Linked DNA regions of Homo sapiens: region 1 is linked to region 2. Evidence: chromatin loops called from intact Hi-C (ENCODE). Cell type or tissue: PC-3. All regions are shown on one strand. Each heading gives the region's core, and the rest is flanking DNA. Links, peaks and the distances in the headings are about the cores only. Region 1 overlaps HS6ST3 (heparan sulfate 6-O-sulfotransferase 3). Region 2 overlaps HS6ST3 (heparan sulfate 6-O-sulfotransferase 3).

Region 1 (15,412 bases), core at 4,418-6,917, 110 kb after region 2:
ACTTACTATGACCTTGACTCTCCTCCTGTTTTTAGTTCACTTGGTGAGATTTTCCAACTAAGCTCCAAACCTGCTGATTACCACACCCAAGGAGAGGATGCTAGAAGAAGCAAAATAACTTTTTGAGGAACAAATCACAGCCATCTAAATTACTCCTTTGACAGAGTAATGGATCTTACAGATGAAAGAGAGAAGAAGGTGTCATTTATCTTGACTTCATAAGACTTGTCAACTTTTCCTGGTAGTTTCTGAGGAACATGTTCATAAATAATTTAGAAAATTATGACTTAGACCTCAAAAACCTTGAGGTAGACTACTACAACCCAGGAATAAGGACTTCAAGAAAAAGAAAATCTTATCTGTTTCTCTTGGGATGGAATGTGAATCATTAAGCAATTTGGGAAATATACTGAGCCTGGTCTCACCTACAATTGATATAAGTGGCTCATATCTCGAATAATTCAATTTCATTTAATTCAGTAAATATATGTTTCTTTACTGGACCTGTAATGGAGGTGAACGTTGTACTGGGTATGTCAATGATGGTGTTTTCACCCTGAGATTCGACTTCTGGTTCAAGTGGCTCTGCCCATATAGAGTCTCTTAGGGGTTACATAATGTCTTTCCAAAATTCATACAATGAAGTCCTTACCTCCAGTATCTCATTATAAGAAGAGGAAATTCAGATCTAGACTCACAGAGAGAAGACCCCATGTGAAGATATAGGGAACGATGGCCATCTACACACCAAGGAGAGAGGCCTCATAAGAAATCAACCCTGTTGACACATTAATCTCAAACTCCCAGCATCCAGAATTGTAAGAAAATGATTTTCTGTTGCTTAAGCCACCTGGTCTGTGGAGATTTGTTATGACAGCCCTAGCAAACTAACAGGGACCCTGTTCCAAGAAGCAGTTCTGGGCTGCCTGTGCACGGGTGGATCTTACTGGACCAAGGATGATCAAGTGACCTGAGGGGAACTCATCTCTAGGCTGACTGACCCTATAGGGTGGCCAGGAGCACAGATCACTGCCCAATCAGACAATGATCCAGAGCTACCCAAACAGACTGGCTCACTCCAGGAATCCTACTGGTGGATACAGTAGGTTGACAGTTAATCAAAAGGGGGATGCAGGCATACAGAAATAAGTGACATCACAGGGAGAGACCATGTGAAAACTAGAGAGGTCAGTACTTCAAGCTGCCTCAGGCTGATTTCCAAATCCAACTCCAATCCTCATTTTTTGCCTTACAATAATCTTTCCTGCCTCACACTTTTTCTTAAAACATTGTCATGTAACTCAATATGCAGAGGGTCTTACATTGTTTTGAAACTGGAAAAACAGTTATTCCAAATGGCAGAAGATTCCAAAGGTAAAATTCAATATGCCTTTGGGAGAGAACCCTCCAGTAGGACATTGTCATTCCACAGATATGACAATATTCCCACCCATTTGTTTCTTGAGGAAGCCCTACACTCAATGAAATAACCCAAATGCTCTTTCTTCTGAATGAAACAAAAATAAATATATCTTTTTATATTGAAAATTGAGCGACAAACACACATATATAAACAAATGTGACATATATAAATATGACATAAATATATATTTAAATGTAACATATATACATGCATACATATATGTTCACATATAAATATATATGTCACATATATATATTCATCTCAAAATCAGAAAATGTAGTTCTTGATTTTCTCTAAATCTGGGTTTAGATAGAGATTTAGGGTGATCTAAATTTTAAAATTAAATTTATACTTAAAACTATAATTCATACTGGGAGAGTGGGTGTATTTGTGCATGTATATTATGTTTCGTTTCTGTTCGCATTCTTGTCCAAACATTAGCTTTTCAAAGATCAGGAGTGGAGACTGGACTCCTGTAATAAAGGTTTGCAGGCCTGAACTTAGACTGAGCACAGCACAGCAAAAGCTGGAATGGATGATCTACTGCATTTACTGTTATTTCCGACTAATGTTAAACATAGTAAGTGAAAGCCATGCATTTATCTCTCCTCCTGAAACATGACAGAGAGAACTGTAAAGGGATGAAAAGGGCATAAACTCACAAAAATCTTTCTCTTGAGAATGTGAGAGGAGACCAAAGCAAGTGACAGGCATCAACACAATTTTTGAAATCAGAGCTGAAACATAAGTGTATGACGCATAGGAGGAGGAACAGAGATAGGGCTAGATGAAGAAGTGAGCAGTGGACCACTGCAGAATCACAAAAAGGCTCAGAACTGGAGGTTCCATGTGTCTCCAGCATCCCCCAGCTGAATAAGGGATATTTACTTTCTGCTGAGAATGAATCAGTGAGGCGAACTCAACAACAACGAGTCCATGTGAGGGCCATGGAGGAAACGTCTAATAGAGGGACGATGTGAGAGTCGGCTCATGAAGGAGAATCCTAGCCCCTTAACTTCCCCCTGTTCCCAGAGTGCTAGTAGCCTGGCTCACACCCCCAGGAGAAGCCCGGGGGATTAAATCCTCTCTGAGAAGGACCACCTATATGAAACAAAAAAAGACTGGAGAAATTGACCTTTGGAGGTTTCACAGTGTATTAGTCTGTTCTTGCATTGTTATAAAGAACCTCCTGGGACTGGATAATTTATAAAGAAAAGAGGTTTAATTGGCTCACGGTTCCACAGGCTGTACAGGAAGCATGGCTTGGGAGGCCTCAGGAAACACACAATCATGGCGGAAGGTGAAGGGGAAGCAGGCCTGTTTTACATGGGGGGAGCAGGGGAAAGAAAGGGAAGGAGACGTTTCCACAAACAACCAGATCTCATGAGAACTCACTCAGTATCATGAAAACAGCAAGGGGAAGCCACACCCATGATCCAGTCACCTCCCATTCTCCTCCAACAATGGGGATTACAATTCGACACAAGATTGGGTAGGGATACAAATACAAACCATATCACCCAGCAAAAATGCTGACTCACATTGTGATTGGCTTTTAAGTTTTTATCACCTCACCGTGAAATATAAGCAAATATCCAGACATTTGAAGCAATCTTCTCAAATGAAAGAAAGAGGGGAAAAAATATATTTTTTAAAGTACTTGGAAAAAAAGATGATACAGAAAGTTCAAAATCTAATTTAAATAATCATGCCTAAGAAATGAAAAAATACTGTGGTCGTGAAACAAGAATTGAGATGGCATAAGGAAGAACACTAAATTAGATAATAACATTTTAATATCAGCAGAAGGGTTAGAAGAGATAAATTGAAGAAATATCTCAGAAACTGGAACAAAAAATTCAAGAAACAGAAAACACAACAGAAGATTTAAGTGAATTAGGGAATCCACCTAGGAGAACCCAGGAAAAACGACAACTGACTAGAGGAATTCTTTAAAAAGAGAACAGGGAAAATATAGGAGAATTAAGTTCAAAAATCAATAAAGAAAATACCCCTGAAATAAAGAACATGAAATTATAGATTAAATTGCCCTCTAATTGCCTACAAAACAAAATGATTGATGAAGACTAAACACTTCATTTTGAAATTTCAAAGAGAAGAGATTCTAACAGCTAAAAGGAATGAAATACCAGTTTACTTCCTATATATGGCTGAATAATAGCTACCCGAAGATATCGGTTCCTAATTTCTAGAACCTGTAAATGTTATCTTAATTGGGAAAAGGATCTTTGCAAATGTGATTAAGTTAAGAATCACAAAATGAGGAGATTATCCTGGATTATCAGGCGGACCCTAAGAGCCATCATAAGCCTCCTTATGAGAGAGGCAAAGAAAGATTTAACACACACAGAGGAGAAAGTGATGTGAAGGTTTAGCAGAGAGACTTAAAGATGCTGGCCTTGAAGACTGATGTGATATGGCCACCAGCGTAGGAAGGCTGGCAGCTACCTAAAACTGGAAAAAGAAAGGAGAGGGTTCTCCTCTAGAGCCCCTGGAAGGAGCATGGCCCTGTTGACATCTTGATTTCAGCCCAATGTTGCTAATTTCAGGCTCTGGCCTCCAGAACTATGAGACAACAAATTTCTGTTGCTTTAAACCACCCAGTGTTGTCATTTGTTACAACAACCAGACGAAATGAATACACCCTCATAAGGTCAAAAGTCTAAGCTGAACCAAGAGTCTCATTAGAAACACTAAAAGATAGAAGAAGATAAAAGAGTGCCTCTACAATACTCAGGGAATATGATTTACCATCCATAATTGTGAATTATCAGGTAAGTGAATTATCAGTTATTTACAAGGGTAAACTAAAGTCATATTCAGATATTCCAAGTCTTCAAACAGTTATCCCCCATGCCCTCTTTCTCAGGAAGCGGTTGGAGTATGTGCCCCCATCAAAATGAAGGAGTCAACCAAGAAAGAAGGATTGAGATCCAGGAGGTGGGGGATCCAACATAGGAGAGCAATGAACAGACTTCAAAGGATGAATCTGAAGGAAAGCTCCAGGATATCACTATGAAATAGTCTTGGAGTCCACAGCTGAGGTTGGAGATGGAGGGCTGCTGGAGAGGGGTTGCCAAGGAAACACGCAGGCTCTTGAGATGACCTTCTATGTTTGACCATACTGACAGGAGTTTGAAATATTGGGAGAATGTTTGGGGATGAATTAGTGACAGGCACAAAAATTAAGCAAAGTAACAAAGTAATTTTAAGCTGTACATACAATAAAATATAGTACAAGAAAGGAAATATGATGTCCTTGTGGATCAGCTGTGAACAATACATAGTCATAATAAAGTAAACATTGACTAACCATTTGGTAATACATCTGTATTGGGAGTGGACAGGTATTGTGTATAAGAAGACACAAGAGAGCAAAATCTTCATATTCCATACTTTGGAGCCAATGCAGAATATTTATCATGAAAATTAATAGCAGTCTGAGCATGGTATTTAGAAATATGGGAATAAATGACAGAAGAATAAATATTTGAATGTGGCTACTGTTAGGGAGCAAATATTGCAGATGGAGCTGGTGGAGCAGGAGAGTATTGATTTCATCATGTCATGCAATATTCTAACTTTTAAAACCACTATTTTGTTTTTAGGTATTAGTGTGTTAAAAATATATTTTTAAGATTGAATAAATCATAACTCGGTGTTAGGAACTGAATCATGCCCTTCCAAAACTCATATGCTGAGGTCTTAACCCATCCTACCTCAGAATGTGACCTTATTTGGAGAGTCTTTGAAGAGATGATTAAATTAAAATGAGGTGATTAGGGTAGGCCCTAATTCAATATAACTAGTGTCCTTATAAAAGGGGGAAATTTGGACACAGGCACATACACAGGGAGAACACCAAGAGAACATGAAGGCCATCTGTAAGTCAAGGAGAGGGGCCTGGAACAGATCCTCCTCCCAGCCCTCAGAAGGAACCAACCTTGCTAACACCCTGATCTTGAGTTTCTAGCCTCCAAAGCTGTGAGAAAAATACATGTCTGTTATTTAAGTCACCCAGTCTGTGGTGCTTCGTTACAGTAGCCCTAGCACATGAATATACTTGGCAACTGATTTATGGTAACTGTCCTACCATAGGTCAATCCTGGACATGGATCCAGGATACATCTTTGTAGTTAGTTGGGCATAACTTCAGTTGAAGGGAATTGCCACTCTCAATCACACTGGGAAGAGGGTAAATACTGGTGTAGGAAATGAGCCATCTTTGAAATATGTAAGGGAGAAGAGACTTCCTTCTGATTTGGGTTCAAAAGAATTTGGGAGGGTGGGGTAAAGGCATCCAAGCCTGTACACAAAGCTCTGATGACACTTGGAGCATTCCTAACAATGAGGAGAACTAGCTGGCTCCAACCTGTGTGGAAGCAGGTAGGCAGCTGCTGTAGCAAAAATTCTCTTGAGGTCAGGTTTAGGCTGAGGGGGTCCCTTCTAGTCATATTTGTAAGTTACTCTCCAGTGGTGTACTTTCATTACCCCTAAGTGTTCAGTAAAGTAAAGCCTATCCCTAAAGCTACTAAAATTCATAGCCTGCCATTGGTTGCACTGGAGACCTAATCCCAGGTATCAGAGACATGGTCAAGGAGCAGCCAGAGGGGAATATCAGCAGTAGGCCCCCAAGAAGCACAGCTGTGTCTGCCCAGCAGAAAGCACTTGCAGGACCTCTGGCTGCACAGATGCAAAACATTTTCCATCTCTGTTGGCCAGTCATTGTCCATTTGGTAGGACAGGTCCTCTTCCAAGGGCCAATGTTTTGTCTTAAAGTATAAGAAAATATTTCATTCCAGGAAATCAAAATTTAATTCAAAAATATAAAAAGAACAGTTCAATATTTTATTTGATTAAATCTCTAGGCTTACCTTCATCTGTACTCATACAACCTGACTTCCAACCAATAACCATAGATGAACTCTCCCTGGATGAATCTAGGATCAATACCACTCTTGTGGTTTGTATTCCATCCTCTCCCTGGAACCTCCTTTCTCTCCAGCATCACCATTTCTCCTTTCTATTGAATTATTCCCGCTAGTATACATTCTTGCTATAAGATCTCATGCCTTTAAAAAAAATTACTCTTGATCTCACGATCCCCTCTGCTCTCACCCTGTTCTCTGTTCCTCTTTACATTAAACTCCCAAAAAAGATGTCTATATTCACTAGCCCTGCTTTTCATCTGCCATTCTCTCTTGAATCTACCTCAAACAGACTTTTGTCCCTATTACCTACTAAAAATGCTTTTGCCAAGGCCAGTGAGAACCTCCTCTCACTCAACCTCAACCTCTAAGCAGCATTAAACACAGCTAGCCACTCCCATCTTCTGAAAACATTTTCTTTATTTGGTTTCCAGGATGCCACATGCTTCTAATTTTTCTTTTTTATCTCTGACCTTGCTCCTTCTTAGTCTTCTTTACTGAGTTGTCCCTCTTTTCAGACTTCTAAATGTCAAAGTGCCCTGAGGCACTTTTTATATTAACTTCACTTTTTTACATTTACTCCTTAGGTCATCTCATCCAATTTCATGGCTTTAAAAATAATCTAAAAACTGGTGGTCCTCAAATTTAAATTTCTAGCCCCTATTTGTCTCCTGAACTCCACACCAGTGTATTTTAGGCTACTTAAGCCTTAATTTCCTCTTCTTCCTCAAAACCCACTCATGTTCTCCTCTGTCTTAAGAAACAGCTGCACAACTAAGTCAATATAGCAACTATAATGACAATTTCCTACCACTTTAGCCTTAGAACAGAGGGTCTTTATTACGTAGTTCTTTTACTAGAGAATTTTTACTATTTTAAACACTGTCTGTTCTACAGCAGGATCCAGAGCAAAACAATGGTAAGAAGATCAAATGAAAAGAAAAAAGTACTAAAGAGAAGAAAAAAGTTTACTTCTATCCAGGAGTAGGAAAGTTGAAGAACCACCAAACCATGCATATGCCCTGGTTACCAACTCTTTAGAAATTAAATAAGAAGATATGAGTTTAAGCCATTGTTGAAGAGACTTAAAGGAAGCCTTCCTCAATGTGAGCTCAGATGGGTTCCGGCTAGAAAAATGGGCCATTGAGGAAGGTGCAGCATTTTCCCTCCAAGTGCTTCGAACACTTGGGTAGGCAACAATCTGTCCTGAAAGATTTCAAGACATGTCTTTCCTGGAGGGAGAAGGAAGGATCCAGTTACCTCCTGAGGGCCCATCTAACTCCTAGATTTACAGTTGCACAGTGCACTACAGTGCCACCACTCTCTGGCAACACAGTGCAGTAAACATGTAACATTAAACCAGTCACCATCTGGACCTTTCTTGGCCTAGACAAACTCAATATCCATATAGGGTTTATACCTAAGAAGATTCTCACAAATATGTGTGCCTCCAGCTTAGTTTATTTTATTTTATTTGAATACACAGTGCCCTTCAAGTTTCCTTTTAGGTCTACCACAAATAACAGGTTTTAGCACATCAGGTGATATTTTGCTTCCTGAAGCATTTAAATTAATTTTCTATTACCAATGCAAATGTGTACTTTCCAATTTACCCACTGCACAATAAAACCTAATTTAAAGCAATTAATGTTCATTAATGGCTCCATCTGCATGTTTATCGCTTTATCCTTAAATACTTGAGACATGGTATCCATATTTTATAGCTCTCTTCTTATCAGCAAGAATTCTTATCCTCAAGGGTAAATGTAAGACTAATGTGCAAGGATTTCCTATCTTTATAGAAAAACTGTTGCCTTTTTTTTTTTGAAATATCTAGATGAATAGGTTGAATGTGCATAACAACAAATGTACCTGATACAAAAAAAAAAAAAAAAAAAAAAAAAAAAAAAAAAAAAAAAGGTTGGCACTACTGTGCTCAGCTCCCTCTCTTATCTTCCTCTTTTCCCAGAACCAGGGTGACACAGCAGTGAATATGCACTGGCCAGTTCTTCTGTCTCCAATAAGATTTTGCCAGGAATGGGATAGAATGTAGCAGCGACAGTAGCTCTGTGAGGTTTTCCTGCCTTGTCCCTCAGCAGAAGGGAGCTGCCTCACAGGGTATGGGCAGGTGAGCCAGCAGGTCTTATTATGTCAGGAAGCATTTGAGCATGTGCTTTAGCATCAGACAGGCATTACTTTACCACTTATTAGTTGCATTAGTTGTGTGTCCTCGTGAATATTGTCTAACCTTTTTCAGCATCAGTTTTCTCATCCTGCCTGTTTAGGTTTTTCTCATGACTGAATAAGATAATCCATTAAAAGCTACAACATGTTGCCTGTAAGACAGTAGCTCCACCAGACCAGATTGCCAGGGTTCAAATTCTGGCTTCACTCTTCACCAGCTGTGTGTGTGTGCGTGTGTGTGTGTGTGTGTATGCGTGTGTGAGAGAGAGAGAGACCTCTCTGTGCCTCAGTTTTTTCATCTGCAAAATGGGCATTATAACAGTATCTATTGCAAAGAGCTGTTGTGAAGATTAAAATGATTTAACCCTTGTACATTACTTAAAACTGAGCTTGGCAGATAGTAAGGACTTGGTGAATGTTAGAGGGAGAAAAACAAAAACAGTAGGTGCTTTGGAAATAGCTATTTTTATTAAATATTTTCCCTCCAGTCATAGACTGTAGTGCTAAAATGTGGCTTCTGGGTTTACAGACAAGAATTCTGGCACAAGGGCACATGCAGGTGGCTTTTTCCACTCCCCTTTCCCCCATCCTAGAGGAAGGCATAGTAAGTACCCCTTCTGTGACACTGTAATGTCTAAGGCTTTACAGCCAAGTCCATGTATAATTCTTGCAAAAAAGGAAAAAGTCAATAATGTTTACACCATTTTAACAAGAATAGCAAATGGGTTTGGGGAGATTTTTTATATGTAACATTGCTGAACAAAAATCAAGCCATCAGATTTGTCTATTTCTAAAAAAATAAGTTAATAAATGTTTCCCCACGTGTGATTTCAGTGAAATTTACATTTACGAGTCATTATCGTTCTGGTGGAAGGCTAAATAATATTCAGCTTGTCACTGGAGGGGCAGATGGAGATGGAGTTTAGGAAGGTGACAAGCTAGCTGACAGAAATGAGTAAAATTTACGTTCTCACCAACCTAATGGCAAGCAATTATTTCTGAACTAGGATAACAAATGGGCTTTTTTTATCCTATAACTTGACATGCATTATAGAAGTTTCCAGAAGGCATATTTTCTGCAAAGAAGCAACTGATTCTGTATTCAACGTTTAATGCAAGAGTTTAATTGGATACTGACCCTTTCAGAAGATTTCGTTACAACTTAGAAATTAAGAGAATAGAAAATCTACCTGAAGTTGTCTGCTACTTACTGCTATTTCTCTGTTTTAATATTGCCTTACAAATGTAGTTTTAATTCATATTCAATATGATTTATAGAATTTTGCATTAGCAAAATATAAATTACTCCATGTATAATCTGTAGTCATACTATTTTATGAGTATCATAAATAAAAGAAATACAAGTGGGACGTGTGGTGTTTATCTTGGCTTGAAAGACTGTATCTTAGCATGAGAAAGATATTTTTGATTCCATGACTAAATGACATCCTACATAATAAAAAATGGGCAAATTTACTGGCATAGTTCATCATGGATGACATTATACAATTAAAATGTATTAATGTAAAATGTTACATAAAATAGTAACTAAACTAGACTCACTCTCCTATATAAAAATTGCATATCTTGAAAACAAGGTGCAATACCTGTATGAGTTATTTTCATTTAGTTATTTTCATGAAGGCATAAAATATAACTATTTTATAAAGAAGTAAAATTTTGAAAATGAGGTCACACAGAAAATCTAGAAATGTACATTCACAACCTGTTAGAGGTGGAAATGATGATACTTCTATGGTTCATATCGTTTATGTTAGAAATAAGCCGAAGTTCAACGTGTTGCTGTAATATGCTAAATGAAGTATCAAGTGAGAGCAATTGTAAAGAGAAAATTAAAATATCTTCAGCCATTGAAAAATTAACCATAATACTACTATAGTATAATAGTATAATAATCTTAATCTAATAATATTGAAAAGAAAGTTATACGAGGAAAAACAGCATGAATGTGATGCATTTTAATGAATTGATGACAGACTTACCAGATCAAAGGGAAGAGAATAATAAAGGGATAGAAGAAAAGAAAAATAATATTGAGCACTAATATGGTTTGTCCGTGATTGCACCCAAATCTCGCCTTGAATTGTAGTCCCTATAATCCCCCCATGTCATCAGAGGGACCTGGTGGAAGGTAATTGAATCATGGTGGGGCTTACCCCCATGCTGTTGTTCTTGTGATAGTGAGTGAGTTCTCATGAGATCTGATGGTTTTATAAGGGGCTTTTTCTCCTTTTGCTCAGCACTTCTCCTCCTGTCACCATGTAAAGAAGTACATGTTTGCTTTCCCTTCCTCCATGATTGTAAGTTTCTTGAGCTTCCCCAGTCATGCTGAACTGAGTCAATTAAACCTTTTTCCTTTATAAATTACCCAGTCTCGGGTATGTCTTTATTAGCACCATGAGAATGGACTAATACAAGCACCTACTATGTATTCGTATCATGGTAACATAGTTTACTCAAAAAGGCTTAGTTTAAAATCTGCCTCAACACTTACTAGTCTGTGTCCTTGGGCCAATCAAGTCCTGTGAGTTTCTGACTTCACTTTTAAAACTTGAGGTAATAATAACTAGAGCTACCATGAGTAATAACAAGACTTAAAGTATTAAACTATTCCTGTAGGATAATAAGAGTCCATTGTACTCTGGGATCTTCAGATGGGTTCTATTACTTAATGCTCATGATCACACCATGCCACAAAGCCAGTGGCAGAGCTGCGATTCAAATCAGGCCTGTTTATTCCAAAACCCAAGCTATTTTCATAGGTTTAGCTTCAAGAAATTTGTACATTTTTGCCCCTGTGCTAGAAATTCTTTTCCCACTCTTCTACCCTAAATCTCCAACTGCCTTCTAAACTCTATTCATCCTTCAAAATTTATTTAAATATAATTTTTTCAGTGAGCTGTCCCTAATGCTTCTATTTTATGTTCTCTTAGCATTCTGACATTTTTTCTTTGGTATACTTATGCATAATTAAAATGAGTTAGTTATTTTCCTATTTTTAGTACTCCTTCACTACTAGACTGTAAGTACCATGAGAACAAGGGCCATTTCTCTCTTACTCACCATGATGTCTCCAGCTCCATTGCTATGTATGTGGCACAATGTAGGCATTCAATTGAAATGTATCTTATACATCAATGAATGCATGAATGACTAAATGAAGAATGAAGAAGCTTTGGGTTGGCAAATGCTTCTTTTTGGCCTTGTTTATTTATTTATTTATTTTATCTTTTTGAGACAGGGTCTCTATTGCCCAGGCTGGAGTGAGTGGCATGATCACAGCTCACTGCAGCCTTGACCTCCCGGGCTCAAGCCATCCTCCCAGCTCAGCCTCCTGAGTAGTTGGGACTATAGGCATACACCACCATGCCCAGCAAATTTTTGTATTTTTTGTAGAGACGCGGTTTCACCATGTTGCCCGGGCTGGTCTTGGACTCTTGAACTCAAGCAATCCTCCTGCCTTGGCCTCCCAAAGTTCTGGAATTATAGGCATGAGCCACCATGCTTAGCCTGCCTTTGTTTATTAATGAGAGAATGCTAAAGAAGAAAAAGAAGAAATAGACAAATTTAAGATACAGTAGAGTTATTATAAGAGATGGGGTAAAGTCCCTGGGAAAGTCAGAGAACTTGATCAGGCCATGGAAGTAAGAACTGCCCAAGAAAAGGAAGAGAAACAGTTCTGATACTGTCTTAGGAAAGAAGATGGAAAGATAGTTGTAGATGCAGAAATTATTTTCAAAAGAGATCCCCTCACCTATATTACATTCTCTGTAAAGTAGGAGTTGAAATTCACATGTCAGAGTGAGTGAGAGGAGGAAGATGGGGTTTTGAAGACCTGAGTGTAGAGTATTGGAGAAGGTAGAAATGAGAGACACAGGGCTCCCAGGAAGCATTAATATTCAGCTAAAGTTAGAGACTATGAAGTTTCAGTGTTTTTGATCTATATTGGCTTGGATAGTATTTTCTGCTGCATGGCACAGCACAGCAACTGGGGTCTGAGTGATGAAATGACATATGGTTAAACTCAATATAAAAATTACAGTGATGACGATGATGATGATAATGGCAACAATGACAAACACTGAAACATTGACTCACTGTTACTATCAAGCACTGTGCAAAGCTGTTTCTATGAATTATCTTATTTCTTACATACACACAGCATGCATGGGTGCACATACACACATACACTATGTTGCATATATCCCTTCTTTACAGATGAGAAAGCCGAGATTTCCTTTTTATACAACTTGATTAATGTATAATTTTATATAACACCACAAAATTTACCTATTGCATTTGTAGAACTACATGATTCTCAATAAATTTATAGAGTTGGCAACCATCCCCACAAAGCAATTTTAGACCATTTTCAGTACTCAAAAAAAAATTCCCTTAAACCTGTTTGCACTCAATTTTGCTTCAACCTCCAAGCCCAGGCAACCACTAATCTGCCAGCTCCATAAATATGCCTTTTATGGATATCTTATATAAATGGAATCATACAATATAGAGATTTGTTCATTTTGTGTGGCTTCTTTCACTTAGGATAATGTTTTGTGGTTCACTCATTCTGTATTATATATCAGTATTTTCTTGTTTTTATTGCCAAAGAGCATTTAATTAAATGGATATATCACATTTTAAAATTGATGGACGTTTGAATTGGACTATTAGATTAATAATACTGCTGTGAAAATCCACATGCAATTCTTTGTGCAAACATATATTTCTATTCTCTTGTGTTAATTCCTAGAAGTGGGAACAGGGCTGTGTGGTACAGTTATATTTAACTTGTTAGGAAACTGCCAAAATGTTTTCCAAAGTAGATGTAGCATTGCATATTCCCATTAAAAATGGATGATAGTTTCAGTTTCTCCATGTTATTACCTATACTCTGTGTCTTCCATCTATTTGATTTTAGCCATTCTTATGGATATATAATGGCACCTAACTGTGGCTTTAATTTGCATTCCCTAATGACTCATGATGTTTGGTACTTTATTATGCACTTATTAGCCAGTTGCATGACTTCTTTGGTAAAATATTCTTACTCAAATTTCCCATGGAGAACTGTGGGAGAGAAGTTTTGCACAGCTCTCAGGTACATTGTGGCCTGGAGATAAATAACAGTCTAAACTGAGAGTCAGGATCCCCGGGACAGGGGTGTGATAAGGAAACAGATCACATCCCCACCTGTCCAGGGCATGAAGCTGGTGCAGACTCCTTGACCTCTGCAGTGGCCTCAGCTCATTTCACCAGGAGCTCCCCCAGCCACCCCTGTCAGGGCTGGTGCCTGTACTCATCACTGGGGTATTTGTGGGTGAGCACAGCGGTCCAGCTTTTCCCAGTTTTGTCCCCTCTCCCAGCTAAACAGGGAACTTAGGGCAGCAGGCATCCCACAGACCAGCCCACTACCTGAAAGAACAGAGAGCACCTCCCAACAAACAAAAATCAAGCACACACCCATCTGCTTCTACCATTGCTGGCTATTATCCATAAGCACCAACTACTGGCCTGGAGGTTGAACTGCACAACCCAACACAAAACTTGCTGACAGAAGAGCAAAGACCCTAACCAATATAAAGTCACACTCTCAAGAGGAAAGAAAACATCCCATCCAAAGCAAAGAAAATTCAAAATTAAAAAATGATAGCTTCTCCAGATGAGAAAGAACCAACAAAAGAACTCTGGCACCATTAAAAGATTGAGTGTTGTGACATTCCCATTATATCACACTAGCACTCTAGCAATGGATCCTAACTGAAATGAGAATGTTGAAATGACAAATTAAAAATTCAAAATATAGATTTTAAGGAAGTTCAATGAGATCCAAGAGAAAGCTGAAAACCAACACACACACACACACACACACACACACACACCCCATACACACACACACAAACATGATATGAAAGAAGAGATCGATTAAAAAAATATCAAACAGAACTTCTGGAAAGGAAAAATTCACTGAAGAAGTTACAAAGTAGACTTTAAAGCTTCAACAATAGACTAGACCAAGGAGCAGAAGAAATTTCAAGATTGAAGACAGGTCTTTTGAATTAACCCAGTCAGAAGGAAATTGAATAAAAAAATAGAACTACATAAAAAATGAACAAAGGCTTCAAGAAATTTGAGAGTATGTAAAGTGATGAAACCAGTGAGTCACGGGCATTCCTGAGACAGAAGAAGAAAAAGGAAAAAGTTTGGAAAGCCTATTTGAGGAAATAATTCACGAAAATGTCCCTAGGCTTGCTAGAGATGTAGATATTCAGACACAAGAGACTCAGAGCACCTGAAAGATAGTTTGCAAGATGCACATCACCAAGGCATACAGTTAACAGGCTATTCAAAGTCCACGTAAAGGAAAAAATCCTAAAATCAGTAAGAGAGAAGCATCAAATTATCTATAAAGGAAATACCACCAGTCATAAAAGTAGACTTCTTAGCAGAAAATTTACAAGTCAGAAGGAATTGGCATCCTATTTTCAATATTCCTAAAGAAAAGAACTGCCAGAAAAGAATTTTGTATCCTGCTAAACTAAGCTTCAAAAATAAAAGATAAATAAAGTCTTTCCCAGACTAGCAAACACTAAGGGAATTCATCACCAATAGACCGGACCCACAAGGAATGCCATAGGCATTCTAAACATGGGAAAGAATGGGCAAAACTCACCATCATAAAAACACGTGAAAGTAAAAATCTCACAGGTCTTATGAAGCAAACACACATTTATGACTATGAAGCAACTAACAATTAATATCATGACAGAAACAAAACCTCACATGTCAATATTAACCGTGAAGATAAATGAACTAATGCTCTACTTAAAAG
Region 2 (15,412 bases), core at 4,370-6,869:
ATAGTAATGGAGAACAGATCAGTGGTTACCTAGAATTGGCATGATGCAAAGGTTTGATTAAAAAGGGTAGCATGAGGGAGATTTTGGGAATTATGGAACTGTTCTGCATCTCAGTGGTGGAGGTTGCTGCAAGAATCCATACATGTGCTAAAACTCATAGAATTGTACACCACAAAAGGTCAATTTGACTATATAAAAATTTAAAAATAATTTAAAAATTAAGTCTTTTACAATCATATGTATAATTATCCTAAATTTGTAATGCCTTCCCATGCAAGTATGTAACTTTTATTCAAGCAAATGCGTTTTGCCTATACAGATAACTGTTGATCTGTGTAACCACCAATAGGAGATCCTTATAATTTAGTGGAAGAAATACATGATTTAGGGGCAAGCCTGAATTTAAATTTTTGCCCCAAAACATATCCATTTATTAGTTAATATTTACGGTACACCTACCACGTGCCAGGTGTATGCCAGGGTCTGGGGAAAGATAAATAAAGCAGATGGTTTGACATTAAGGAATTTACAAACTCATGAGGGAAACAGACACAAAGCAGATAGCACTAGAGTAGATAAATAAATGTAATTATAGACCATGGTAAGTGCTACCAAGAACTGAACAGGGAGATGAACATGGAACTGGAGCAGAATGGGGTAGGTGCTGCTTTAGTTAGAGGGTCTGAGAAGAATGGGACATTTGAGATCTGAAGGATGACAATGAACCATTCACGCAAAGGGCTGGCGAAAGAGTGTTCTGTTGCAGAGAGCAGCAAGGGGAAGGGAACGGAGTAAGAAAGGGTCCAGTGTGTTCCAGGAACAAAAGAAGAGGCAATGTGGCTGCAGTGCTGTAAGGGGTGGAAAGGAGAGAGGTGAAGTAGTCACACCCTGTAGAGCCCCCTAGGTTATGGCACAAAGTTTAGTTGATTTTAAGGGCAATGGAAAGCCATAGGTTTTTGTTGTTATTATTGTTTCTTTAAGCAAAGGAGCAGCCATGATCTGGTTTATATTACCAATGTCATCTTTAGAAAGTGCTTTTAACTCTGAATTTCAGGTTCTGCATATGCGAAGTGAAGACACTACTTACAGAGCAATATTTCTGTGAGAATTTTATGTATATGTGTATGTCCAGAATTGTGCAGGTTCCATAGTAGGTGCTCAATAAAATATGGGCTTCCTTTCTTTCATGTATCTCTTTGCCTCTTTTTGTGTGTGTATGCATGTCTCTTGTTGCTTTCCTGTTTGCATGAGTCCCTCAGTTTGGTGTTGTTGTTGTTGTTGTTGTTCCAGCCCATGCTGCGCTTATCTGTCTGACCTTGGAAGGAGAATCTCGGCAGGTACTCAAGCACAAGGCACAATGAAAGCCTTTGGTTTCTGCTATCTTTTGCCCACTTGCAACAGTGGACCAGGAGACAGGCAGCTCAGATTCTATTTGGTTGAACCACGTGAAATGGCTATTTTGGGAGATCATGACCAGTAGAATCAGGTTGAACCAATTTCACATAGTTCAGTTTTGTAGCACTCTAAAGTGTGATTTTGACTGATCTGAGTTATTTCTTCATTTGCCAAAGATTTCATTATTTTTGAGACCCATTTACTGCTCTACATTCTGATTCTAATCAAGCCATGTTCATCAAAGGCACACCCTTTCTCACTAGCATAGGTTAGCATCCATCTCTCTAGCAGACTGCCTCTGTCACTAACAAATTGCCAGGAGGCTCTTTTTGGAGTCACATCATCAAAATTCAAAAGAGAAACTTTTTTTTTTTTAGACAGGGTCTCACTCTGTCGCCCAGGCTGGAGTGCAGTGGCGTGATCTCAGTTCACTACAACCTCTGCCTCCCAGGTTCAAGGGATTCTCCCACCTCAGTCTCTCTAGTAGCTGGGATTATAGGTGTGTGCCACCATGCTCATCTAATTTTTTGTATTTTTCGTAGAGACAGGTTTTCACCCTGTTGGCCAGGCTGGTCTTGAACTCCTGACCTCAAGCGATCTGCCTGCCTTGGCCTTCCAAAGTGCTGGGATCGCAGGAGTGAGCCACTGTGCCCAGCCTAAGAAACTTTTTTGAATACTGATTTTTACATTAAAAGCATTTAATCCCTGTTATATTTTTATGAGGAACATTTTAGGGTTTCATTTCATGGAACACTGTTTCTATTACTTCATTGAGGAAGGGCTTGGCAGAAGGTACAAAAGAATTAGAGAGTCAAGTCTAACTAATACAGTGAGTTGATATGGGTCTTGTTTGCATGTTCAATTTGAGGCACCTAATTTATAGTTCCTTGAGGATAATATATAAGAGCCATAAAATGCATTTTGAACAATATTTTCAGCTGACTAATTAGTTGTTTGAAATAGAAATCTATTCTCCACTAATTTCTAAGCAAATCCAACTCATTTTATCTGCTCACAAAAAATAATGATGACATTATCATGCTCTTGTTGAACACTATTCTAAAATTGTCCCACAACATCCTATGTGTGTGTGCTTGGGTATAATAATATATATTAGCATATGTTACTTTATCCAGTTCTCTACCTCTCAGCTAAGAAAAATAAAAATATGAAAATAAAAAAAGTTATAAAGCTCAAGGACCCAATTCCTGATGAGCAGGCTGCAATTCTTTCTCCTTCCTCCCTTCATTGCTACATCTGCCAACCCCACTTCTGGAGGCAGTCTTTCAGCCAGATAGGTCAGTCAAGTAGGTCATTTATTTCTCAAGGGGTTTTGTTACTGTCATTAATCTCTTCTCAGATTCTCACAAGGAGATAAAGCAGATATTGATACAAATAAACACGCAACTTATTTATTTATATCAAAGTTCCTTTTTTTTTTTTTTCTCAGCAAGAAGTGAATTTCAGCCTCAGCCACCAATCTCCCAATAGTGATGAATCAAAGAGCTACAGCTGGGAGAGCTCAAAAATATGAAGATCAAGAGAGGCCTCCAGGACCTCATGTCCTCTGCTCTTTCTTCTGAATATTTCTTTCTTCAGGGTATTGTTATTAAACTGATTGAGAAGTGCTGGGGTGCAGCACCGTGAGAGTTTCTGAAGATCAATGACACACCAAATATAATGGTTTTAAGGCACTCTCTTTTCAAACTAATCAATAACAGCTTTCATGTGATCTTACGATGCAAGATCACATCACTTCCGGGCTCTGTTGAATCACATCTTATCTTCCTATCTAAGAGTCCTCATGGCTGAAAATTGCATTGCTCAGCCCCCAGTAAAAGGAAATGGTTTATATTGTCTCAAATTGCCTAACAAACCTGAAGTGGCTCCATCCTGTCCATAAATGAGGGTGTCAATGACCAAGCCCCTGGAAGACATTTTCCTCCTTACATAAGGCAGAAAAAAAAAAAAAAGCTTTATTTTTCTAATGCCCCATAGTTGAGGAGGGGAGAGGACCACAGTAATCAGTTGTAGGATTCACAATTTCTTAAGAGAAAAACAAAAACTGTTTTGAATATGAAACTTAAAGCAGTAACAAAAATCAAGACAAGGTAAGGAAGTAGCAGAGATTTCTGCGGTTATGAAACACTAAAACACTGGATAAAAATAAAAAAAATTCAGCCAGCCTCCTGATGTTTAGTTTGTAGGCTGTCAAATGCCCTAATAGATTGAGAAGTAAGAAAAGCAGTCATAACGCAATATAGGGACAAATCAGCCCAGTTCAGGAGCTCAAAGATTAGTCATAGCTGTTGTATTCCTAAGAAAGAAATGGCCCTAACATACATCCTTAGTGCATTGAGACAGTCAGGGTTCAGCCAGTTCCATAATTCTGTTTTTATATTTTTGTGTCATGTTCATGAATCTTCCTAAGATGCTTGGTTCCTAAGACTCTTTGTTCCTTGAACAAACAATGTGCTCTATTTTGCCCTCATTTAATCACATTGTTCAAAATAATTTACTCAACTTATTTGTGAATTATTTCAGGTCCAGTGCCTCTGCTTGTTCTTATAGATGAGAATTTCTGGCCTCTCAGAGTTTATCTTTCTTGCCACAGATAACGGCTGCTCATTTTCTTTCCCTCCCATGATAATACAGATCCAGAATTTCCCACTTGAGGTATTTCTGGGAGGAGGAGGCTTTTCCTCTTTCTACTCAGAATGAGTGATTTTAAGTGAATGTCAGATGAGCCTTAAAATGGGCCTGCTGGGTGGGCAGAAAGGTTCTCCTCCCTCTCTGCTCACCATTGGAGTTAAAGGACTATGTAAAATCAAACTTTTCCTTGTACAGGCAACCTACAATCTTAGTATGGATAATTTTATCTCAGGGCAAGGATAAGCAATGAAAAAGCCAGGCACGGGGAACTTAAGGGCAAAATAAATGGGACAGCACTAAGATCATGAAAGAGCATCACATTTGCCAACTGAACCCGCCAGCTCCATTTCCCTGTATCACAACTTGTCCATTTCTAGTCCAAATCCTTGTTTAATAAAGCCTCCCAAATTCCAAATCCCCCTTAGTATTTTCACAATCTCAGAGCTGGCAAGTGACCACCTAGCAGCCCACAAGCCACACCCATATGCAAGGAAAGAGTCCAAACCAAACCCGATTAGGAACAAAGAAAAGTTATCTTACTTAGCACTGGTCTGATGTGTTCATGGCGACTGTTTTGGAGAACAAGGAGAAAATCGGTAATCCTTAACTCTGGGATGATTTTTGCCTCCTTCAGTTTCTTAAATAATTCAGCAGCCTTCTTTGCTTTAAGATTAACGTATATAAACAGAGGAAATGGGGGGCAGCCTCTGGGCTAGATTGGTAAATTGATTGTGTTCTCTGAAGAAAACCATCAGACTCTGGAAAAACACCAGTGCAGCTGATACAAACATGAAAGTTCACAATAATTTCAGATGCAAATATATCACAAAATATGCCTTATCATTTCTATGTGTTTTCCTAACAGATCTCGGAGTTTATATTAAGGCTAAGTGGATGTCAGGCATGATATAATTTGGGGGGAACATATTTATGAAAATAAGATTACTCTTTCAGGGTTTCAGTCCCTGATTTTTCCTTCAAGGTTTGACAACCGACTAATAACAATGCCAATAAACACCAACAATAACGTATTTGTCATTCCTCTGTAATAGCTAAGTGGAAGCAATTTTAGCTAAACATGATCATCTCTTGGAAACAAGATTTGGATTTACAAGAAATGAAAAAAAGGTTCACGTTTTCCTTAATAATGGGAAAGAGATTATTTTTGAGGCCCAAAGACAACATAAGTTGTTTTGAATTGGGCTTCATCTCATTATTGATATATTTTCATTTGCTGAACTGCAGCAGAGTTATGATCTGCCCTGGTTTCCTGTTGAGAGTTTTATCTTTCCATTTTTATAGTACATGCCTTTTCAAAAGAGTAAACTTCCAGAGCAATTTGTTTAAGAAGATACAGCTACTGAATATCAAGATCAGTGAGGAACTGTCATGAATACACTACAGCTTTTCCTGAGAACAAAGCTTCGTTGTTGGCTCTTCAGCTGTGATAGCATTTTGAAGAATTTGGCTCAAGCCTGCTATGTAGAGTTGGGCAGGTTGTTCACTTCACAAGGGCATCTGGCCAAAGGGGGCGAGGGGACTGAAAGCCAGCTCATGCTTTGCTCACCCAACTACGTGCCCTGGCTTAGGGCTGTGTTCACTTGGAAGACGTGTAGTGCCTTTCCCTAATTCACACAGAGGCACTTTATGGGCCAGTGGCAGCCCTATTTAGCTTGGCAGCTAACATGGAATAGGAAAATTCCAAAATGTGAAGATTAATTTTTGCTCTGTAAAGGGCAGGAAGAAGAGAGTATCTCCACAAGGAAAATGGGGGAATTGGAGAGATGGAAGAATGAGCGTCTTCATAGTTAGACAGACACAGCTATCTGCCTCTGGATGCATTAAAATGGACTGTTCTAGGCTCAGTTTCCACATCAGTAAATTGGGTGTAATAATGTTTATGCAGTAAGGTAAAGTATATAATCTAGTTGCTGGCTCTTAATAGGCCTGAGATGCTTGGCAGCTGTCATTGGTGTTGCTGCTGCTGCTGCTGTTTGATTGGGCTGCAAATTTATCCTTCCTCACACTTCCCAGTAAGAATGTCCTTCTGCCAGACCAGCTTGTCCATAGACACATGTGCAGCTAGGAATACTCAAGAGGTGAGGACACTAGCTCAATTCCACTCTATCTTCTGCCTGCTATACACATATAAGAAGGAGGCAGAGGCTTTAACTTGCCCTCCTCAACAGCAGCTAGAAGGTGCTCCAGAGAGAGCTGACTTCTTATCCTGTACTAGTGTTCTCAGCCAGAGGTCTGAGAGAAGTCTGTGAACCCATATAATTATAGGAAATATTTGAGGGTACATGAGTCTTTGCAGTTGTCTGGAGAGTGGATCTCTAGCATTCACTCAATTCTCAAAATGCCCCCAATCCAAAGTTTAAGAACTATAAGAACTATAGCACTAGATTAAGGGAGGAAATAGGGAAAATGTTAGGGAAATTACTTCTTCCCTACCCCAGGATATGGAGGTCTTATCTGGAGTGAATATGTCAAGAACTGCCTTGTCCAGCTCCTTGCCTCCTATTTATCTCTTTTTATAAGACTTGGGCTGGCCAACTAAGGCTGCTGGTTCCTATTAATACACGAAAACTACGACTAACCTAAGCTGACGCAAACACTTGGCATAACACCAAAAGTGCTTACTACTGCTTTCTATAGGTGCCATCAGTCTCTCTGCATGGATCCTTCAGCTCTACTCTCCATCTTCCCTCACAGCTTCTGAGTCTCTGATACCTGTTCACTTTTTTCTTTGGTACTTCCCCTCTCTCCCAGTTCTGTTTACAAATCCAGTTCTGAGCCTTGCCTTAGGAACTGTGTTCCAGGTCTGCCACTGAGATCCATCTCCTCCATGCCCTCTGCTCACTCTGCTTTCTAATTACCTTGTCCTAGTTCTTTGCTCTACTCACACTGACAGGATCAAGCCAAGGCTTTTAAAAATAATCATGCCATTCAGCAATACATTCCACTAACAGCATTCCAATCTGGTCATAGGTTATGACCTATCTTGACTTCTTTCCAGTCTCTCAACTTGAAATGTGATCTTTGTGAGGTAGTCACACAGATGCAAATGCCTCCAAATATAAGCATTATAAATAAGAACAATGTTTTTTTTTTTTTTTTTAAGTAAATATACATGCTTAATCTTGGGACAAGCCCCAAAGCCAAAGAGCCATGAGTTGTCTCACCATGTTCACTGGTCTGACCTCATTTTCACTTTTGCACAGCATGTGAAGGACTCCTCCACTCTACGTTTCCACCTTGAATCTCTTTTTAGACTCTGAATTTCCAACAACTGTCACATCATCTTGGCACGTATGTCCTGCTCGCTACTCATCCACAAAATGTCCAGATCCCTCAATTCATGGTCTTCCCTCCACATGACCTCCAAACTCAAATGTATTTTTTGCACTATATTCACAAGGATCCTTCTCAAATGTAGCTCTCATATAGTTGTTGAGCATCTCAAAACATTTCAATAACAGCCCATTCCCATAGGACAAATTCCTATGGAAAAAATTCTGGTTCCATTCCCACAGAAGGAATTATTATTATTATTATTATTATTATTATTATTGATACTTTAAGTTCTGGAATACATGTGCAGAACTTGCAGGTTTGTTACATAGGTATACATGTGCCATGGTAGTTTGTTGCACCCATCAACCCGTCATCTACATTAGGTATTTCTACTAATTCTATCCCTCCCCTAGCCCCCCACTCATCAATAGGCCCCAGTGTGTGATGTTCCCCTCCCTGTGTCCATGTGTTCTCATCACTCAACTCCCACTTATGAGTGAGAACATGCAGTGTTTGGTTTTCTTTTTCTCTGTTAGTTTGCTGAGAATGATGGTTTCCAGCTTCATCCACGTCCCTGCAAAGGACATGAACTCATCCTTTTTTAAGGCTGCATAGTATTCCATGGTGTATATGTGCCACATTTTCTTTATCCAGTCTATCATTGATGGGCATTTGGGTTGGTTTCAAGTCTTTGCTATTGTGAACAGTGCTGCAATAAACATATGTGTGCATGTGTCTTTAGAGTACAATGATTTATAATCCTTTGGGTAGATACCCAGTAATAGGATTGCTGGGTCAAATGCTATTTCTGGTTCTAGATCCTTGACAAATCGCCACACTTCTTCCACAATGGTTGAACTAATTTACTCTCCCACCAACAGTGTAAAAGGGTTCCAGTTTCTCCACATCCTCTCCGCCGTCTGTTGTTTCCTGACTTTTTAATGATCACCATTCTAACTGGTGTGAGATGGTATGCCATTGCGGTTTTGATTTGCATTTTTCTAATGACCAGTGATGATGATTTTTTTTCAAATGTTTGTTGGCCACATAAATGTCTTCTTTTGAGAAGTGTCTATTCATATCCTTCATCCACTTTTTGATGGGGTTGTTTTTTTCTTGTAAATTTGTTTAAGTTCATTGTAGATTCCAGATATTAACCCTTTGTCAGGTGGATAGATTGCAAAAATTTTCTTCCATTGTGTAGGTTGCCTGTTCACTCTGATGATAGTTTCTTTTGCTGTGCAGAAGCTCTTTAGTTTAATTAGATCCCATTTGTCAATTTTGGCTTTTGTTGCCATTGCCTTTGGTGTTTTAATCATGAAGTCTTTGTCCAGTCCTATGTCCTGAATGGTATTGCCTAGGTTTTCTTCTAGGGTTTTTATGGTTTTAGGTCTTACGTTTAAGTCTTTAATCCGTCTTGAGTCAATTTTTGAATAATGTGTAAGGAAGGGGTCGAATTTCAGTTTTCTGCATATGGCTGTCCAGTTTTCCCAACACCATTTATTAAACAGGGAATCCTTTCCCCATTGTTTGTTTTTGTCAGGTTTGTCAAAGATCAGATGGTTGTAGATGTGTGGCATTATTTCTGAGGCCTCTGTTCTGTTCCATTGGTCTATATATCTGTTTTGGTATCAGTACCATGCTGTTTTGGTTACTGTCGCCTTGTAGTATAGTTTGAAGTCAGGTAGCATGATGCCTCCAGCTTTGTTCTTTTTGCTTAGGATTGTCTTGGCTATACGAGCTCTTTTTTTGTTCCAAATGAAATTTAAAGTAGTCTTTTCCAATAATGTGAAGAAAGTCAGTGGTAACTTGATGGGGATAGCATTGAATCTATAAACTACCTTGGGCAGTATCGCCATTTTCATGATATTGATTCTTCCTATCCATGAACATGGAATGTTTTTCCATTTGTTTGTGTCCTTCCTTATTTCCTTGAGCAGTGGTTTGTAGTTTTCCTAGAAGAGGTCCTTCACATCCCCGTAAGTTGTATTCCTAGGTATTTTATTCGCTTTGTAGCAATTGTGAATGGGAGTTCACTCATGATTTGGCTCTCTGTTCGTTATTGGTGTATAGGAATGCTTGTGATTTTTGTACATTGATTTTGTATCCTGAGACTTTGCTGAAGTTGCTTATCAGCTTAAGGAGATTTTGGGCTGAGATGATGCAGTTTTCTACATATACAATCAAGTCATCTGCAAACAGAGACAATTTGACTTCCTCTCTTCCTATTTGAATACGCTTTATTTCTTTCTCTGGCCAAAGCTTCCAAAACTATGTTGAATAGGAGTGGTGAGAGAGGGCATCCTTGTCTTGTGCCAGTTTTCAGAGGGAATGCTTCCAGCTTTTGCCCCTTCAGTATGCTATTGGCTATGGCTTTGTCATGAATAGCCCTTATTGTTTTGAGATACGTTCCATCAGTACCTAGTTTATTGAGTGTTTTTAGCATGAAGGGGTGTTGAATTTTATTGAAGGCCTTTTCTGCATCTATTGAGATAATCATGTGGTTTTTGTCATTGGTTCTGTTTATGTGATGGATTACATTTATTGATTTGCATATGTTAAACCAGCCTTGCATCCCAGGGATGAAGCCAACTTAATCGTGGTGGATAAGCTTTTTGATGTGCTGCTGGATTTGGTTTGCCAGTATTTTACTGAGGATTTTTGCATCAATGTTCATAAGGGATATTGGCCTGTAATTTTCTTTTTTTGTTGTGACTCTGCCAGGTTTTTCTATCAGGATGATGCTGGTCTCACAAAATGAGTTAGGGAGGAGTCTGTCTGTTTCTATTGTTTGGAATAGTTTCAGAAGGAATGGTACCAGCTCCTCTTTGTACATCTGGTAGAATTTGGCTGTGAATCCATCTGGTCCTGGGCTTTTTTTGTTGTTAGGCTATTAATTATTGCCTCAATTTCAGAACTTGTTATTGCTCTATTCAGGGATTCGACTTCTTCCTGGTTTAGTCTTGCGAGGGTCTATGTGTCCAGGAATTCATCAATTTCTTCTACATGTTGTAGTTTATTTATGTAGAGGTGTTTATAGTATTCTCTGATGGTAGTTCGTATTTCTGTGGGATCAGTGGTGATATCCCCTTTATCATTTTTTATTGTGTCTATTTGACTCGTCTCTCTTTCCTTTTTTTGTTAGCCTGGCTAGCAGTCTACCTATTTTGTTAATCTTTTCAAAAAACCAGCTCCTGGATTCACTGATTTTTGGAAGGTTTTTTCATGTCTCTATCTCCTTTGTTTCTGCTCTGATCTTAGTTATTTTTTGTATTCTGCTAGCTTTTGAATTTGTTTGCCTTTGCTTCTCTAGATTCTTTTCATTGTGATGTTAGGGTGTTGATTTTAGATCTTTCTGCTTTCTCCTGTGGACATTTAGTGCCGTAAAATTCCCTCTAAACACTACTTTAGCTGCATCCCAGAGATTCTGGTATGTTGTGTCTTTGTTCTCGTTGGTTTCAAAGAACTTATTTATTTCTGCCTTCATTTCGTTATTTACCCCATAGTCATTCAGGAGCAGGTTGTTCAGTTTCCATGTAGTTGTGCAGTTTTGAGTAAATTTCTTAATCCTGAGTTCTAATTTGATTGCACTGTGGTCCAAGAGACTATTTGTTATGATTTCCATTCTTTTGCACTTGCTGAGGAGTATTTTACTTCCAATTATGTGGTCAATTTTAGAATCATTGCGATGTGGTGCTGAGAAGAATGTATACTCATTTGATTTTGGGGTGAAGAGTTCTGTAAATGTCTATTAGGTCCACTTGGTCCAGAGCTGAGTTCAAGTCCTGAATATCCTTGTTAATTTTATGTCTCGTTGATCTGTCTAATATTGACAGTGGGGTGTTAAGTTCTCCCACTATTATTGTGTGGGAGTCTAAGTCTCTTTGTAGGTACGTAAGAACTTGCTTTATTAATCTGGGTGCTTCTGTATTGGGTGGATATATATTTAGGATAGTCCTTCTTGTTGTATTGATCCCTTACCATTATGTCATGTCTTTATTTGTCTTTTTTGATCTTTGTTGGTTTAAAGTCTGTTTTATCAGAGACTAGGATTGCAACCCCTGCTTTTTTTTTTTTTCTTTTTTGCCTTCCATGTGCTTGGTAAATCTTCCTCCATCCCTTTATTTTGAGCCTATGTGTGTCTTTGCACGTGAGATGCATCTCCTGAATACAGACACCGATGGATCTTGACTCGTTATCCAATTTGCCAGTCTGTATCTTTTACTTGAGGCATTTAACCTGTTTACATTTAAGGTCAATATTGTTATGTGGGCATTCAATTGTGTCATTATGATGTTAGCCAGTTACTTTATCCATTAGTTGATGCAGTTCCTTCATAGTCTCGATGGTCTTTACAATTTGGTAAGTTTTTGCAGTGGCTGGTACTTGTTTTTCCTTTCCATGTTTAGTGCTTACTTCAGGAGCTCTTATAAGGCATGCCTGGTAGTGACAAAATCTCTCAGCATTTGCTTGTCTGTAAAGGATTTTATTTCTCCTTCGCTTATGAAGCTTAGTTTGGCAGGATATGAAACTCTGGGTTGAAAATTCTTTTCTTTAAGAATGTTGAATATTGGCCCCCACTCTCTTCTGGCATGTAGGGTTTCTGCAGAGAGATCCACTGTTAGTCTGGTGGGCTTCCCTTGGTGGGTAACCCAACCTTTCTCTCTGGCTGCCCTTAACATTTTTTCCTGCATTTCAACCTTGGTGAATCTGACAATTATGTGTCTTGGGGTTGCTCTTCTTGAGGAGTATCTTTTTAGTGTTCCCTGTATTTCCTGAATTTGAATGTCGGCCTGTCTTTCTAGGTTGGGGAAGTTCTCCTGGATAATATCCTGAAGAGTGTTTTCAAACTTGGTTGCATTCTCCCCGTCACTTTCAGGTACCCCAATCAAACGTAGGTTTGATCTTTTCACATAATCCCATATTTCTTGGAGGCTTTGTTCATTCCTTTTCATTATTTTTTCTCTAATCTTGTCTTCATGCTTGATTTCATTAAGTTGATCTTCAATCTCTGATATCCTTTCTTCTGCCTGATCAATTCAGTTATTGATACTTGTGTATGCTTCACGAAGTTCTCGTGCTGTGTTTTTCAGCTCCATCAAGTCATTTATGTTCTTCTCTAAACTGGTTATTCTAGTTAGCAATTCCTCTAACCTTTTTTCAAGGTTCTTAATTTCCTTGCATTGGGTTAACACATGCTCTTTTAGCTTGGAGGAGTTTGTTATTACCCACCTTCTGAAGCCTACTTCTGTCAATTTGTCAAATTCATTCCCTGTCCAGTTTTGTTCTCTTTCTGGCAAGGAGTTGTGATCCTTTGGAGGAGAAGAGGCATTTTGGTTTTTGGAATTTTCAGACTTTTTGAGCTGGTTTTTCCTCATCTTCATGGATTTATCTACCTTTGGTCTTTGATGTTGGTGACCTTTGAATGGGGTTTTTGTGTGGACGTCCTTTTTAATGATGTTGATGCTATTCCTTTCTATTTGTTAGTTTTCCTTCTAACAGTCAGGCCCCTTTTCTGCATATTGGCTGGAGTTTGCCGGAGGTCCACTCCAGACCTTGTTTGCCTGGGTATCACCAGAGGAAGCTGCAGAACAGCAAAGATTGCTGCCTGTTCCTTCTTCTGGAAGCTTCATCCCAGAAGGGCATCCGCCAGATGCCAGCCAGAGCTATCCTGTATGAGGTGTCTGTCAACCCCTGCTGGGAGGTGTCTCCCAGTCAGGAGACACAGGGGTCAGGGACCCACTTGAGGAGGCAGTCTGTCCCTTAGCAGAGCTCGAACACTGTGCTGGAAGATCCTCTGCTCTCTTCAGAGCTGGCAGGCAGGAATGTTTAAGTCTGCTGAAGCTGCGCCCACAGCTGCCCCTTCCCCCAGGTGCTCTGTCCCAGGGAGGTGGGAGTTTTATCTATAAGCCCCTGACTGGGGATGCTGCCTTTCTTTCAGAGATACCCTGCCCAGAGAGGAGAAATCTAGAGAGGCAGTCTGGCTACAGCAGCTTTGAGGCGCTGCTGTGGGTTCTGCCCCGTTGGAACTTTCCAGTGGCCTTGTTTACACTGTGAGGGGAAAATTGCTTACTCAAGCCTCAGTAATGGTGGATGCCTCTCCCCGGACCAAGCTCGAGTGTCCCAGGTCGACTTCAGAATGCTGTGCTGGCAGCGAGAATTTCAAGCCAGTGGATTTTAGCTTGCAGGGCTCCATAGGGGGCTCCATAGGGGGCCCACTGAGCTAGACCACTTGGCTCCCTGGCTTCAGCCCCCTTTCCAGTGGAGTGAACGGTTCTGTCTCACTGGCATTCCAGGCGCTACTGGGGTATGAAAAAAATAAACTCCTGCAGCTAGCTTGGTGTCTGCCCAACAAGCCACCCAGTTTTGTTCTTGAAACCCAGGGCCCTGGTGGCATAAGCACCCAAAGGAATCTCCTGGTCTGCAGGGTGCAAAGACCATGGTAAAAGCATAGTTTCTGGGCCTGAATGCACCATTCCTCATGGCACAGTCCCTCAGGGCTTCCCTTGGCTAGGGGAGGGAGTTCCCCCACCTCTTGCACTTCCTGGGTGAGGTGACACACCCCTCCCCCACTTCAGCTCACCCTCTGTGGACCCACTGTCTAACCAGTCCCAGTGAGATGACCTGGGTACCTCAGTGGGAAATGCAGAAATCACCCACCTTCTGTGTTGATCTCGCTGGGAGCTGCAGACTGGAGCTGTTCCTATTCGGCTATCTTGCCAGGAATTTCAACAAAGAAAATTTCAAACTTCTTCCATTCCCAAAAAAGAAAATCAAAACTTCTCAAGATGGCAATCAATACTGTAATCTACATGAGAGGAAGGACCATGTTTTGGCCAATATTACAATAACTTGCAGAAATGTTCTTCTTATTGAAGGCTTATTATATACCCATTCATGAACACTGATGTACTTATATAACTTCGGTGGATTTCTTAACATCCCTTAGTCATTGTTCAAAGAATGCTTCTAGCCCCATTGCTCACAGAAGGTGCTTAATAAATATCAGTTTATTTCCTCATACCGTTGCCCTTAGAACAAGTTTTTCAATAGATAAGTCCAACATGATCTTTGATTTATTGCTATTTATTGTAAATATATTCATATTAAAATATTCTGAGTATTAGATAATCAAGGCCCAACAAAAACATGGCTTTTTTATTCTGGGGCCCATCTTCTGCCTTTGCTCAATATAACCTTGCTCTCTTTGCTCTTCTTTAATTGAGTTTGCTTATAGAATAGCACTGGAATCTATAATTCCTGGTCTTGGGATGCAGTGGAATGAGGCATATTAAAACCTCTATTAAAATAAGGCAAGCCCCTTTGACTCTCAAAGATGCATCTCCAGACTGGGAATGGGCAGGAGGCCCGAGGCAGCTGGTGTAAGTAGCCCCAACTCTGATAGCTCTGCAAGTTTCACTTCCTCTTTATGCATGTATCACTTTGATTTCCAAGGCCCACACCAACGTCTCAGCTGCCAGATGCATTCTATTTCCCATATAAAACCCTGGCCCCATCACAAACCCAGATAGCTTCCTTTGCTATCCCTTAGCAAAGCTGAAATGCTGTGGAATTAAAAAATAAAGACCAAATATGAAAGAACAAAGATACAAAACAGTACCAGAAACATAAACTCTGTCATGATTATACCACATCAACCTGTATTTCATAGTATTTCATCATCCCTGCTCATCCTTGTTAAGGAAATGGGGGAAGATGACCTCCTTGGCAAAACATATCTTATCTTTTACATCTTTTATCTTTTTTTTGTACCTCCTAGAAGTCTGTCTTCAGGTTGATGCCTAATGTATTCAGGAGTTTTTTCCATCAGGTTGTGATTATGAGTATCAAAAGCAGTCATGTCAGGATCTGCTCTAACTGCCTAGGAGAGAATGGAATGCCTGCTGTGTCACAGGACAAAGCTGCCAAAATCTTGGAAGGCTTGGCACCTTGAAAGAGGAAATAACGCACATTTGTTTATTACAACGCTCCTAAATGTACATCTGCTTTCTCCATTCTGAGCTGGAATCATTAGGTTTCTCCTCCTGTACCCCCTCAGCCATTTTCG

Evidence for each region. Peaks named below come from ENCODE experiments on the same cell type or tissue, not always from the same donor. Only the 100,000 strongest peaks of a DNase experiment are listed, where the experiment ranks them.
Region 1: it touches region 2 in a loop (6-fold over the local background); 1 of 110 quality-filtered maps calls a loop at or near these places.

Annotation. Positions count from the first base shown.
Region 1 is chr13:96,661,566-96,676,977 of GRCh38, reverse strand. All of the region lies in intron 1 of HS6ST3 (heparan sulfate 6-O-sulfotransferase 3), which reads right to left. Among named protein-coding and RNA genes, the nearest start is that of MIR4501, 240 kb to the right of the region's middle. RefSeq lists a silencer at 8,276-8,476. In PC-3, for the core only: no CTCF peak of the experiment used is centred there; DNase peaks (open chromatin) are centred at 4,767 and 5,667; H3K27ac peaks cover 1,677 bases.
Region 2 is chr13:96,771,526-96,786,937 of GRCh38, reverse strand. The region is part of intron 1 of HS6ST3 (heparan sulfate 6-O-sulfotransferase 3); the gene reads right to left. Among named protein-coding and RNA genes, the nearest start is that of LINC00359, 200 kb to the left of the region's middle. In PC-3, for the core only: no CTCF peak of the experiment used is centred there; a DNase peak (open chromatin) is centred at 5,587; H3K27ac peaks cover 371 bases.